3 separate regions of the Homo sapiens genome follow, and all the other regions are linked to region 3. A link is a loop called in an ENCODE intact Hi-C map of the cell type or tissue named here. Cell type or tissue: HCT116. All regions are shown on one strand. Links, peaks and the distances in the headings refer to the core of each region. The heading gives the core; the rest is flanking DNA.

Region 1 (4,735 bases), core at 1,152-3,651, 120 kb after region 3:
GTGGGATATTGGAATGAGTATAGCTTGGGTCTGATCTATCCAGTTTACTAATGGGTAACTTAATCCTTTCTGGACTTCAGTTTCCTACAATGGGAATAATCCTTCTCTCATAGTTGTTGGGAAAACAGAATGAGGGAACAGTTTTTGAATAGCTCCCATGGCTTTTACTGATTCTTATGTTAAAAGACATGTTCAGTTCAACAAATACCAGTCCTCACCATGGTGTTAATCATGGTAATACCTGACCATGATTAGCACCATTGCACTCCAGCCTGGGCAACAAGAGTGTACAATCAATATGCGCTGGGTAGTACAATCAATTCAGTTGCTCCAGGAAAAATAAAGCCCCACTTTTAAGGTGAAATTAAGTATAATGTTAGGCTTTTTTAAAGCTCTTAAAAACTCTAAATTCCATGTAACATCTCCACAAAAGCCTATTGCTTATTGACTTTTCTTTTTTTTTTTTTTGACATGAAGTCTCACTCTTGTCCCCCAGGCTGGAGTGCAATGGCATGATCTCAGCTCACTGCAACCTCTGCCTCCCAGGTTCAAGCAATTCTTCTTAGCTTCCTGAGTAGCTGGGATTACAGGTGCCTGCCACCATGCCCAGCTAATTTTTGTATTTTTAGTAGAGACGGGGTTTCACCATGTTGGCCAGGCTGGTCTTGAACTCCTGACCTCAGGTGATCTGCCCTCCTTGGCCTCCCAAAGTGCTGGGATTACAGGCGTGAGCCACCGTGCCCGGCCGCCTATTGACTTTTCATTGCATTCTACATTTGGACAGGTTTTATATTGAGTTTCACGGAGGTATGATTATAAAACTGCATCATTACTAGTGATGTCACTGCATTGCTTACTACCTTTCTCATTAAAATGATCTATTATTTGAGATTATATTAGACGAGCCTGTGTGGACCTACACTTCTATGGAAAAGGGGCTTTCTCATTTCCAGATAAATCGATTAACAAATGAACCTTCTGAAAACTTGCTTGTGTAAGGAATTCAAATTAAATTTATTCTGTGAATACCTGTCAATATTTCTAATCAACTGGCTGGCTTGAGGTGATTTCTTATAAGAAAAATAACCAGGGATCATCTTCATAATCACTATGGTAGATTGCAAGAGATGGCATCCGGATGGGGTCTTTGCTATCAGCCTGCGGATGCCCTTCAGCAGCACCTGTCCCATCGCAAGACTTCCGTGAGGCTCCAGGGCTCAGCTCCAAGGAGGGCGGGATCCTTCCTGATACTCAGGCTGAACAGCAATGGAGGCAAAGAAAAATTAAGAGCTTGACCGGAAATAGGGGAATCCCTACACAAAAGAAGGAAGTTTGAACACAATAAGAAATGAAATGAGTTCCACGGAAAGGAAACAGGAGCTCTGCTGTGTTGATATAGAGCCTAGAGAGAGAAAAAAAAAACTGCTCTGGATTTTCCCCCAACAGTAGGAGAAATCTGTGCAACCTCCAGCCAGCTGCAGGTGAGGCTAGTGCCTGTCGTCAGGCTGGGGAATGACCTGAAAGCATGGTCAGTCAGTTCAACGTGAAGCTGATATGCCAGAAGAGCGAGCACCTGGCAGGCCTGAACTTACAGCTCTAAGGTCCAGCTCCACCAAGGACACCTCCGTAAATGGAATGTATGACTCTCATCACAGCCAGACTGACAGTACTTGGAGCCAGACTGACAGTTGTCAGTTGTCAGTCCTGGCTTGACCACTCCCTAGCTCTGTTACCCGGACAAGGTGCTTTCCTTCAAAGCACTAGTTTCCTCTTTCATAGGGTGGGATACTAGAAGTGCCTACTTCATATAGAGTGTACAAAGGATGAATCACAAATGAATATAGCACTTAGTGCTGGGTAAATGTCAGCATGGTTATGATGAGGACTGCTGGTAATACACTCATTCCATTCAGTAATTAGCAGAGGGGCTGGGGCAGAAGGAAGAATAAATAAGGCATAACTCAAAGACCTTACAGTCTGGCCAAAACAAGAGTCCCCTTCCTATGATGAGTGATGGGGGGTGTGCACTCCTAGAGAGGCACCTAGAAGGAAGAGAGTAAACATTTCCATAAGGTGGGGTCACTCAACCTGGCAAATGAATTCAGAGTTTTTTCAGGTGGAGACGATAAGAGAAGCAGTGTATATGAACACTTAACTTATGACAAAGATGGCGTTCTAGAGCACTGGGAAAATGGTCATCTTTACAGTAAATTATTCCAAAACAATTGGATATTCATATAAGACAATATATTAAGCTAGGACATGATCGAAAACACAAACTTGGGCTATCTGAATCAAAGAGAAGGTGTGGTCACTCTACCTGCAACCACCTACCTATAATTTCCCTCTTAGGCATATACCCCACAGAAATGCTTGCACAGATGTTACAAGAGATGGACACAGGCATGCATGTAGCAGCATTATTCATGACCGCCACCAGCTGGCAACAACACAAATGTCCACCAACTCCACGATGGATGAATACATCGCAGCGTATCCCTACAATGGAAGACAGCACGCGCAGTCTTTATTGCCAAAGCTCTATGAGAAGTCTTTCTATCCAGTAACATGAAGTCCTCCAATGTTGTTCTTCAAGTTTGTTTTGTTATTCTTGGCACGTCCATTTTCGCAGTAATTTTAGAATCATTTTGTGAATTTCCCAAAAACTTAAGTGAAAGAACACACACAAAAAGATCATTCTGTGTATCTTCATTTATATAAATGGCCCCTCAAATAGGAAGAACTAGACTAATAATGTTTAGAGATACAAGTTCACAGAAATAACCACAAAGAAAGGTGAGGATGCTGTTGCCTTGAACGTGGGATCTAGAAGGGAGGGGAAGCAGTGACTGATGCTGGCTGCTGGCTGTGACTTTTCTCCTGACATGAAGAGAGGTTGCAAGTATTCGCTCTGCGATAGTTCACTAAGCTGTACATTTGGTTTCATGGGGTTTTTTTTTTCCTCTAAATGTGCTTTATTTGACAATAATGTTTTTAATCTGTGGATATAAAATTTAAAAGTTTTGTCCTAAAAGAGACATCATAAAGTGATAAGATGACATGTAAGACAGGGAAGATATTTGTAAAACATAAAACTGATAAATGATTATTGTGCAGAATAAATAATGAATGCCTATAAATCGATTAGCAATATACAGTCAGGGTCAAGGATGAACCACATATATGATGATAATCCCATAGGATTATAATGGAGCTGGAAAATTCCTATCACCTAGCAGTGACGCCATAGCCATCTTCACGTGGCATAAGACATCGTGGTGGTGCTGGTGTAAGCAACCTACCATGCTGCCTGTTGTATAAAAGAGTAGCACATACAATTACGTACAGTACATGGTACTGGCTTATATATTTATAACACCCTGCTTTTAATCATTATTTCAGAATGCACTCCTTCTACACACACACACACACACACATATGTGTATATATACATATATATATATATATACATATATATATATATACATATATATATATATATATATATATATATATATATATATATATATATTTAAAGTTAATTGTAAAACAGCCTCAGGCAGCTCCCTCAGGAGGTATTCCAGAAGAAGGCACTGTCATCATAGGAGATGACAGCTCTATGCATGTAATTGCCCCTGAAAACCTTCCAGTGGGACAGTTATGTGGAGGTGGAAGACAGTGATATAGATGATTCTGACCCTGTGTAGGCCTAGGCTAATGTGTGTGTTTATGTCTTAGTTTTTAATAAAAAAGTTTAAAAAGTTAAAAAAATTGAAAATTTTAAAATAGAAAAAAGCATATAGAATGAGAATATAAAGACAAAAATATTTGGTACAGCTGTACAATGTGTTTGTGTTCTAAGTTAAGTATTATTACAAGAGTCAACTTTTTAAAAATTAAAATGTTTATAAAGTAAAAAAGTTAAAGTAAGATAAATTTATTATTGAAAAAAGGTGTTTTTGTTTGTTTGTTTTTGTTTTTTCGAGACAGAGTCTCATTCTGTTGCCCAGGCTGGAGTGCAGTGGTGCAATCTCTGCTCACTACAACCTCTGCCTCTCGGGTTCAAGCAATTCTCATGCCTCAGCCACCCGAGTAGCTGGGATTACAGGCATGCGCCACCACACTCAGCTAATTTTTTTTTTTAATTTTTTCTATTTTTAGTAGAGATGGGGATTCACCATGTTGGCTAGGCTGGTCTCGAACTCCTGGCCTCAAGTGATCTGCCCGCCTCGGTCTTCCAAAGTGCTGGGATTACAGGTGTGAGCCACTGCACCCAGCCAGGAAAATGTTTTTATAAATGTAGTATAGTCTCAGTCTCAGTGTCCAATGTTTATAAACTCTTCACAGTACAGTACTGTCCTAGGCCTTCACACTCACCCACCAGTCACTCATTCACCCACTCAGAGCAACTTCCAGTCGCTCAGGCTCCATTCATGGTAAGTACCGTATCTTTTTTTTTTTTTTTTTTTTTTTTGAGACAGAGTCTTGCTCTGTCAACAGGCTGGAGTACAGTGGCATGATCTCAGCTTACTGCAAGCTCCACCTCCCAGGTTCAAGCTATTCTCCTGCCTCAGCCTCCTGAGTAGCTGGGACTACAGGGGCTCGCCACCATGCCCAGCTAATTTTTGTATTTTTATGGGGTTTCACCATGTTGGTCGGGACGGTCTCGATCTCTTGACTTCGTGATCTGCCCACCTCAGCCTCCCAAAGTGCTGGGATTACTGGTGTGAGCCAC
Region 2 (4,735 bases), core at 1,152-3,651, 150 kb before region 3:
GCCATGCGGTAGGTTTGGAGAAACTCACATTCCTACCAACCAGCTGGATTAACACACTCCCTAGAAACATGTAGCTTGTTTCCTGGGCTGAGCAAGTGTGGTCCTGTCAGAGATGTTTGTGCTCTACAAGAGCATGTGTCGAAGTAATTGATTTAGTGTCTGATGCACTCTCCCTGAAGAGTGGCTGAATTACAAGCTCTCCAAATCCAACTGATCCCTCACATGACTCGTTGGGGACCACAAGGAGGACAGTGGGGCTGGGAGGCTCATTGGGAGTGTTCACTTCTTTCTTTTGCTCCACTATGATAGGAGATTCTGCAACTTTTTTGCAGTTACATCTATTGTTAAAGAAAAAATTATTCAATGACACTTGTGAAAGCACATAAGGAGCCCTCAAGATAGGCATTGGGACCACGGCAATGGGGTTTTGCAGATGGGGAGAGATTAGGTTCAACTCTGAACATGACATATGCAAGTGGGAATTTACAGCCAAGGAGCACGGTGGGGGCAGTGGATGGAAACCACTAAGGGAAATCCTCAGGGTTAAAAGGGATTCTGGCTAAACCAACCTACCAGGATTCTAGCTGAAAACAGGCCAGGGTGATCAGACAGCACCCGGGGGGGTGGAGGATGAGAAACCTGATTAGATATCAAGGGCGATCAGGTATTGAAGGTGTAGCATTTTTGCCAACTGATTTAGTGGGTTCTCTGCTCAAACTGGGTTTTACAAGAAAGTGCTCAGATGGGCCTAGAGGTTTTAGAAGGCTGACTAGTGTTCAGTCAAGCAGAGAGTCTTTGCCACTATCGGCTTGAAAATGGTGAGACCCAAAACACAGAAACATGGCACACGTGGTGGGAGTTATGAGCTCAGAAGGCCAAAGGGAATCCTTCTGGGTGCCCCCAGGAGTCTAGACCCAGAGGACTAGAGTCTGCACCAAGAAAGCCTTTTGCTTGTGTTGCCTTTAGAGAAGAGGAGACCAGCTGGGCAGCACCGCCCCTCCTGGGTTACGTGCAGCTGAGACACTTGTATCCCGGCAGTGAGCCCCGGCCATCTTGATGGCCGATTCCTTGTTCCAGACCGGGGCCTGTTCTCTTGGGATTGTTCTTGCAGGACCCAATATGCACAGTGAAGGAAAAAGTAAGTGTGGAGGAGTGACTGCAAAACCCGCCAGGTCTGATGGGGAGCATGACCCAGAAGCTGAGCCTCAAGGCTCCCAGCACTGTTGTTTCCGGAGTTCCTCTGATGTCCCTGAGCTCCTGGCTCCCCATCTGAAAATGAGGGCGAACATTCCCCTTTCTGCCTCACAGTGTGAAGGTCAGTCACATGGTGTGTGAAAAACCCTTGTCACCTGTAAAGGGGCTCTCAGTGGAAGTGACCTGTGCATTCCTGCAGCCAGAATCAAGCCCGGCACTCCTCAAACCTGCCAGATGATAAGAACCCCTTGGACAGATGCTCACATGACCAGCCTCATCCTTGGAAATGCTCATCAGTGGTTGTGGGTTGAGGCATGGGAATCAGTGCTGAGTAAGTTCCCTAGGGTAATTCTTCTCCTCGGTGGCTGGGGAAACATGGACTATCTGATCGGGTGGTTCTCAGGCTTGTCTGCGATGACCTGGGGGAAGATAACAAAGAGAAAGACTCCATTTTTTATGTTTGACCACTGATGGCTTTCAATCCGTTATCTTTCCCTCCCGCTGGAACCACATCCAGGCAAGTTGATGAGAACATTGATGCCTTCTCCCTGGGTGCCTGAGTGCCCGTGGGGAGTTCAAATCCTGGCCTCTGTGCAGGAACCCTCAACCTGGCTGGCTCACTTTTAACCACAGTAAGAACCAATGCTACTGCCATTGCACCTACTTTATTTTCTCAAGCCCCCTGGACTGTATGGAGCCCAACTTGATCTCCCAAGAAAGTCACATTATGTGACCCTTTTCACAACCTAACAATGGAAGGGACCAGTCTGGGCAGCCTAACCAATTTTGGATGGCGGTTAATCCCACCCTCCATGGGGCACCTGCATGACAGGGGGCTTCAAAGGTCAATGCCTGGCCTGCAGAGTCAGATGTGAGCATCTGGGAGGCAGCCTGGCCATCAGTTTAAAGGTTCCTGGGTGATCCCTGGTGATTGCTGGGTGCAGTGGGGACTGAGGACGTGGGTCTCATTCTCCTCACGTCCCATCCAGTTGACTGTAGCTTTCTCTTAGCTGGCCTTGCCTCAGCCTGGTGAGAGCAAAGTCTGTGCATTTTTTGTTACCTTTCTATTCCCGGATCTTAGCTGAAATGCAGGCGCTGCTTAATTGACAGAAAGAAATGAAAAGGAATTGAATGCTTAGAAACAGTGATCGCATATCAGCCAAGTATACAACAAGAGTCAGGCCTCCCCCACTTTGACACTTTCTCCTCTCTATTGCTATTCATTTTGGGGACCTTTGGGGTAAAACTGCATGTTAAAATGTAAGGAATAAGACTCCAGCTGAGGAATAGGATTTTCACACCTAGAGTTTTTAAAAAATGCAACAGAGTCCGGTATCAAACTCTAAACAGAAACTGGATCGGGGATTCTTTAGAAGGGATTCCTAAAATGGGTGGCCCCAAGCCTAAACGACTTCAGTGGAATCTTCCAGTCTTGCATTCACCGTTACCAGCTGTTTGTAATGGGAGAGATTCAGTGACTCTTATCGGGCACTAGATGGCGATCAGGCATCAATAAGGCCCAACAACCGCCTCGGACCTGGGACCTGGGATTGGCTCCTCCAACCCTGGCCGCCACCCTGGGAAGTGGCCATTGTCATCTTGATTGTCTGTGGGAGACCAGTGAGGCTGGCGGTGGGGATTAGAACTTCACCCAAGGATCACACCCTCCTTCAACCCTTCCTGTGCAGCAGGTTTTACATTCATGTGCAGTGACCGCAGCCGAGGATGTGGGGCACAGCCCGTGAGAGAGACCAGGAGGTCAGCAGTGGTGGGAGTGTTGTGTGCAGTGCAGCCAGGGACCACGGAACGGGTCTCTGTGGCCGCTGGACCCTGCCCCACGGGCCTCAGGGAGGAAGAGCTCTTGAAGGCCGAGAAGGGGCTGTGCTCTAAGCCTGCTGCCCAGGCCTACCCTGCAGCCCCCAGGATGGTTTTCAGGATGCCTCTAATAACACCCATGTCACTCTTACCACTGGCCAAGCACCATTTTGAGCACTTTCCACAGATCAATGTATTTAATCCTCACACAAGCACAATGGGCTGGGTACTACCATCATTGTCATTCTATAGATGAGGAAACTGAGGCACAAGGAAATTACAAAGTTTGTTCAAAGTCATTTGTAGACCAAAAAAGAAAAGAAAGAAAAATTCTGAGCCCTTCAACCATCTAAATGGACCCCTCCTCTCTGCAAGGACATTCCAAAGCTAACCTGAAAAACTAGTTCAGGCCATGATGGGAGGCAGGGGTCAGAGGTCAGACATGCCTCATTATGCCCTCCTCCCTTTTGGAATTACTGATAGAACATTTACAGTGTATTCTCTCTGAAGCCTGCCACCTGGAGGTTTCACATGCATGATTAAATCTTGGTCTTCACAACCCTTTATCTTAACCCAGACATTCCTAAGTCCTCTGACAATAACTTAACTCTTTCAACCAATTGCCAGTCAGAAAATCTTTGAATCTGCTGATGATCTGGAATCCTCCTCCACTCCAAGCCCTGCAGCTTCCAGTTGACCCACCTTTCCGGACAGAACCAATGTTCATCTTACATGAATTTGATTGATGCCTATGTCTACCTAAAATGTATAAAACTAAACTGTCCCTGATCACGTTGGGCACATGTTCTCAGGATCTCCTGAGGGCTGTGTCATGGGCCATTGGTCACTCATATTTGGCTCAGAATAAATCTCTTCAAAGATTTTACAGAACTTGACTCTTTTCATCAACACATTCAACAAGTAGGTGACAGAGATGGGATTATGCTATTTTTTGAGACAGTTTCACTCTGCCACCTAGGCCGGAGTGCAGTGGCGCAATCTCGGCTCACTGCAACCCCACCTCCAGGGTTCAAACAATTCTCCTGTCTCAGCCTCCCAAGTAGCTGGGATTACAGGTGCACGCCACAAAGCCCGGCTAATTTTTGTTTTTTTTAGTAGAGATGGATTTTCCCCATGTTGGCCAGGCTGGTCTTGAACTCCTGATCTCAGGTGATCCGCCTGCCTCAGCCTCCCAAAGTGCTGAGATTACAGGCGTGAGCCACCGTGCCCAGCTGAAAAATGTTTTAGATAAATTTTGTTCAATTGAAAAAAAAAAAAACAAAAAAAACAACTTATTACCTCTTCAGACCTCCTTGAGATGAAGCAACTGACTCCCTCTCACAGGAAATTTCTATGACAGTCAACAAAAGCTGTCAAATTGCCTGCCTTTGTTCTTTGAGAAATTAGAACAGCCTCCAATGCCTGCAGGTTACATTTCCAACCAGTGACTCATTTCATTGAGATGGGTTCTTTTTCCTGCAACGATAGCAAGTTTGTTATACTAGTTGGGTCTTGGTGAGAACACTGACTAGGAACCAAAAAGAATTCCACAGCCCAGGACAATTAGGTCAAGCCATGAAAGCCCTTTAATTCTGGTAAAACCCCCTCAAAGGGGCATGTGAACGTAAGTCTTCACAGCCCTCTGGCGCCAGCACAATGGCAAAATCACTCCACCCAGAAGCACTTGGCCCCCAGCTGGGACGTTCTGGGTTCAGCCTGGCTCCTT
Region 3 (3,723 bases), core at 1,203-3,702:
CACAAATACGATAAAGACGATGATGGTGGTGGCTGATTTGCAGGATTGAATGGCATGTCAAAAATAGTAGATGTGGCTAAATAAATAATTGAAAACTCTCATAATTCAAAAACTTCATATAAGAGGAAAAGACAAATGAAACATTTTAAAAGACCTTTAACAAACCACTTTTACATGCCAATACCAGTAGATAGTATGCAAAATAACACTAATAGAAGAAACATACAGTTGGTTGATTAAAGCAGTAGAGAAATGCTTCATCCCCACTCTCCAAACAGCCTTATTGGTAAATTTTTCCAAACCTACCACCTCTTTGCAGCCCATTCCTTAGCTGTCCCCTAAGAGAAGTAGATAATTCTGGCCAGTCCATTTCAGAAAAGTAAACTCTGGGATCTCAGCTCACCTGTCCCCTTTTCTGTTTTGGGAACCACATGCCTGCAGGAGCGATCCACCTCTGCTCCTTTATGCTGAGTCTCCCAGGCAGTTCCCACACCAAGGAAGGCCGAGCCAGCTCTCTGTCCAGCTGTCAGTCCAGCGAAGTCAGCCTGGGATGGAGAGAGGGGGTGTTGCTGAATTCATAACTCATCTAGCAGGCCCAGCTGGCAACCACAGGAGGCTGCAGCCTCTGCCTTTGTTTTATCAAGACTTGAGGTAGTATTTTAGCCCCTTCTGTCCCTCTTCGGCCTTATTTCTGAAATTGCTGGTTCTGTGGGTAGGGAAAGTAACTGCTGTTCATTGGGTTCCTTTAGAGACTTCAGCCACATCTGCAGAAGATACTCAACTGGACTGACAATTAAATAAGGGCACATTAAAACAAAAGTAAGGCCCAGGTGCAGGGGCTGACGCCTGTAATACTAGCACTTTGGGAGGCTGAGGTGGTTGGATCTTCTGAGGTCAGGAGTTCCAGACCAGCCTGGCCAACATGGCAAAAGCCCATCTCTACTAAAAATAATTTTTTAAAAAATTAGCCAGGTATGGTGGTGCATGCTTGTAATCCCAGCTACTCAGGAGGCTGAGGCAAGAGAATCACTTGAATCCAGGACATGGAGGTTGCAGTGAGCAGAGATCGTGCCACTGCACTCCAGCCTGGGCAACAAGAGCAAGATTCTGTCTCAAAGAAAAAAAAGTGAGAGGGTGTTCCCACCTTCCCTGCTGTTCAGGGCAGAACAGGAACAATGGGTACGTTCACACCTGTCCATGGGGAAACCGCTGCTGCTCATCTGGGAGGCAGTGGGGCCATGACCATAGTGAGCTTTAAAACTGTTTGGATCCTTTGACCTCTTGATTTTGCTTCCAGGACTCCACCCCAGCAATCAAGATTCACAAACCACCTTTTCCTTATAGCATGGTTCATAATAGTAAGATTAAAGACAATAGAAATGGCCAATAAAAGAAGAATGACTATATAAATTATGGGCCAGCCACAGAATGAAATGTGATGAGGCTATGCAAAAGAGGGCTTATAGAACATTTCATAACGCTTCCGTAGGTAATGCTATTCAACAACATCGAATATAGCATGATTAGTGAAGTACATATCCAATGGTGCACTTATGATTTGAAAGGAGATGCATGCAAACGCTAATGGGATTTATATCATTTATATCTTGAGAGCTGGATTGAGAGTGATTTTTATTTTGCTTCTGTATTTTTTTTAACATTTTCCACATTACCTGCAAAGAGAACATCCTACTTTGTTTGTTGTCTTTTTTTTTTTTTTTTTTTTTTTTTGAGATGGAGTCTCACTCTGTCACCCAGGCTGGAGTGCAATGGCATCATCTTGGCTCACTGCAACCTCTGCCTCCTGGCTTCAAGTGATTCTCCTGCCTCAGCCTCCTGAGTAGCTGGGATTATAGGCGCCTGCCACCAAGACTGGCTAATTTTTGTATTTTTAGTAGAGACCGGGTTTCGCCATGTTGGCCAGACTGGTCTTGAACTCTTGACCTCAGGTGATCCACCTGCCTTGGCCTCCCAAAGTGCTGGGATTACAGGCGTGAGCCACTGCGCCCAGCCCATGCTGCTTTTTAAGAAAGAAAAATCATAAAACACTTTACAATTAACACCATGTGAAATAAGGCCTGTAGAAACACAGAAGATAGAGTTGTGGGCCTAGGCTTATTCCTTGGCCTGCCGGGCGGGGAAGGACATCTGAACACTAAAAGGTTCACCTATAAGAAAGAGGAAAAGTGTCCCAGCAGGAGAAACGGCCTGTGGGGAACACATAGAGATGCGGTGTGAGAGGCAGCTGCCTGGGAGAATTGTTCTCCCATCCCTGTTGCGGCAAAATGTTGCTTACAGGCTCAGACACGTGATGCTCTCTCCACGGTCAGGATCTACCTACTAGAAGCTCCTGTTTCACCTGTGCCCTAATTACAGCCACCCCCGCGCCCTTCTCCACCATCACCTGAGTCAAGTGCCTACACCTCTCTGTTCCCTACGTTAGGGCCCACGACCAGCTGAGCCTAACATCAAAAGTTCCCTCTGTGACCAGAAGAGGGCGCGGTGGTGCAGGATGGGCGTCCCAGGAAGGCCAGGACTTAGGTTCAAATTCCCGTTTTGTCCATTCCTGTAACCTGTGAAGTTCACGTGGGTAACATGCGTGTGACAACACCTCATCACGGGGTTCTTGCGAAATCAAATACAACAGTGACATACAAATGGCTTGCAAGCTGAACTCCTGTGACTCTGAGGGATTACCAACTTCTGTCAATACTTTATTCAGTGTTGAACCCCCAGGTGATGCGTGGCTCACTTTACCTGAACCTTCACCTCCCAGAGAGGTCTTGGCATCTGCCTGCTTGTAGGGACTGTGGCCCCTGTCCATGCCCTGCTCCTGCCCTTTGAGTTCCAGGGTCTGTCTGCTGTAAAAGCCTGCTGGACTCTGCTCCTGACTCAGTTTGACCAGCTGGCTGGGCTCTGGTGTGGCCCACAGCCTAGGAGGAAGGATGTTGTGTCCCGGCCAGGTGCTCATGGGCTCAGTGAGCAGCACTTTGAACTCTAGGCGCAGTAACAAGGGCCTCCCTCATGACCCCTCATGACCAAATGAACCCTCGACTCTGGGGAGTGGTCCTCATCTTGCCACTCTATGCCTTTATACCCAGACCCAAATTTCCTCCAGGGCAGTGGTCTGTTCTTACCTGCCTTTCCAAATGCCAGTCTTCCACCCTAAATTCCAGTGTCCATGGATGGGGACCCATCACTGCTGTCCAGGTTCCGAGTCACCCTCCTGCCTCCATTTTCACCACATACCCAGCCCAGCCCAAGAGATGGGACCTCTCTGATGGGAGCTCTCAGGCCTTTGCTTTGACTCTGACTCAGAGCCTCCCCGGACAGTGGTGCAGTGTGTGCACTGCTCACCCCCAGGCAGTGTTGCTCATACTTCAGTCTATAAAAAGCAAGGCAAGGCCTGAACAGCTGCAAACAGCAGCCCTGCTAGGGCATAGCTTTCCAGCTGTGATCCAGGCATGTGGCCCTGGCTGCTTCATGAAAGGCCCTGGATCTGAGCCCTGGCCTGGCCTCTTCCAGATGTAAGATGGGGAAGAGCTCAGAATCTCTCTGAACCTCCATTTCCTTAACTGTAAAGTGAGGGGCTGGATTGCTTGATTTCTAAGCTCAATTATCTAGACATGCCAAAATGTACTATCTACCTGATTCTAGAATCTCTCAAACCTGCCCTAATCTGCCTGTACCAATGGGCTCTGGAGAATGTCCTGATGTCACCAG

The links. Hi-C counts contacts between places; a loop is a spot of excess contacts. Peaks named below come from ENCODE experiments on the same cell type or tissue, not always from the same donor. Only the 100,000 strongest peaks of a DNase experiment are listed, where the experiment ranks them.
Region 1: a loop joins it to region 3, with 6 times the contacts of the local background. A loop is called at or near these places in 7 of 110 quality-filtered maps.
Region 2: it touches region 3 in a loop (8-fold over the local background); 32 of 110 quality-filtered maps call a loop at or near these places.

What each region holds. Positions count from the first base shown.
Region 1 is chr2:234,403,854-234,408,588 of GRCh38, forward strand. No RefSeq gene overlaps it. Among named protein-coding and RNA genes, the nearest start is that of LINC01891, 48 kb to the right of the region's middle. In HCT116, for the core only: CTCF peaks have their summits at 2,436 (motif pointing left) and 2,635; a DNase peak (open chromatin) is centred at 2,447.
Region 2 is chr2:234,133,156-234,137,890 of GRCh38, forward strand. No RefSeq gene overlaps it. Among named protein-coding and RNA genes, the nearest start is that of SPP2, 85 kb to the left of the region's middle. In HCT116, for the core only: a CTCF peak has its summit at 2,674 (motif pointing right); a DNase peak (open chromatin) is centred at 2,696; H3K27ac peaks cover 392 bases.
Region 3 is chr2:234,286,610-234,290,332 of GRCh38, forward strand. LOC105373933 (a long non-coding RNA gene) reads right to left here. Exons shown (of 4, transcript XR_007088124.1): 3 at 404-545. Among named protein-coding and RNA genes, the nearest start is that of LINC01891, 170 kb to the right of the region's middle. In HCT116, for the core only: a CTCF peak has its summit at 2,498 (motif pointing right); DNase peaks (open chromatin) are centred at 2,522 and 3,342; H3K27ac peaks cover 418 bases.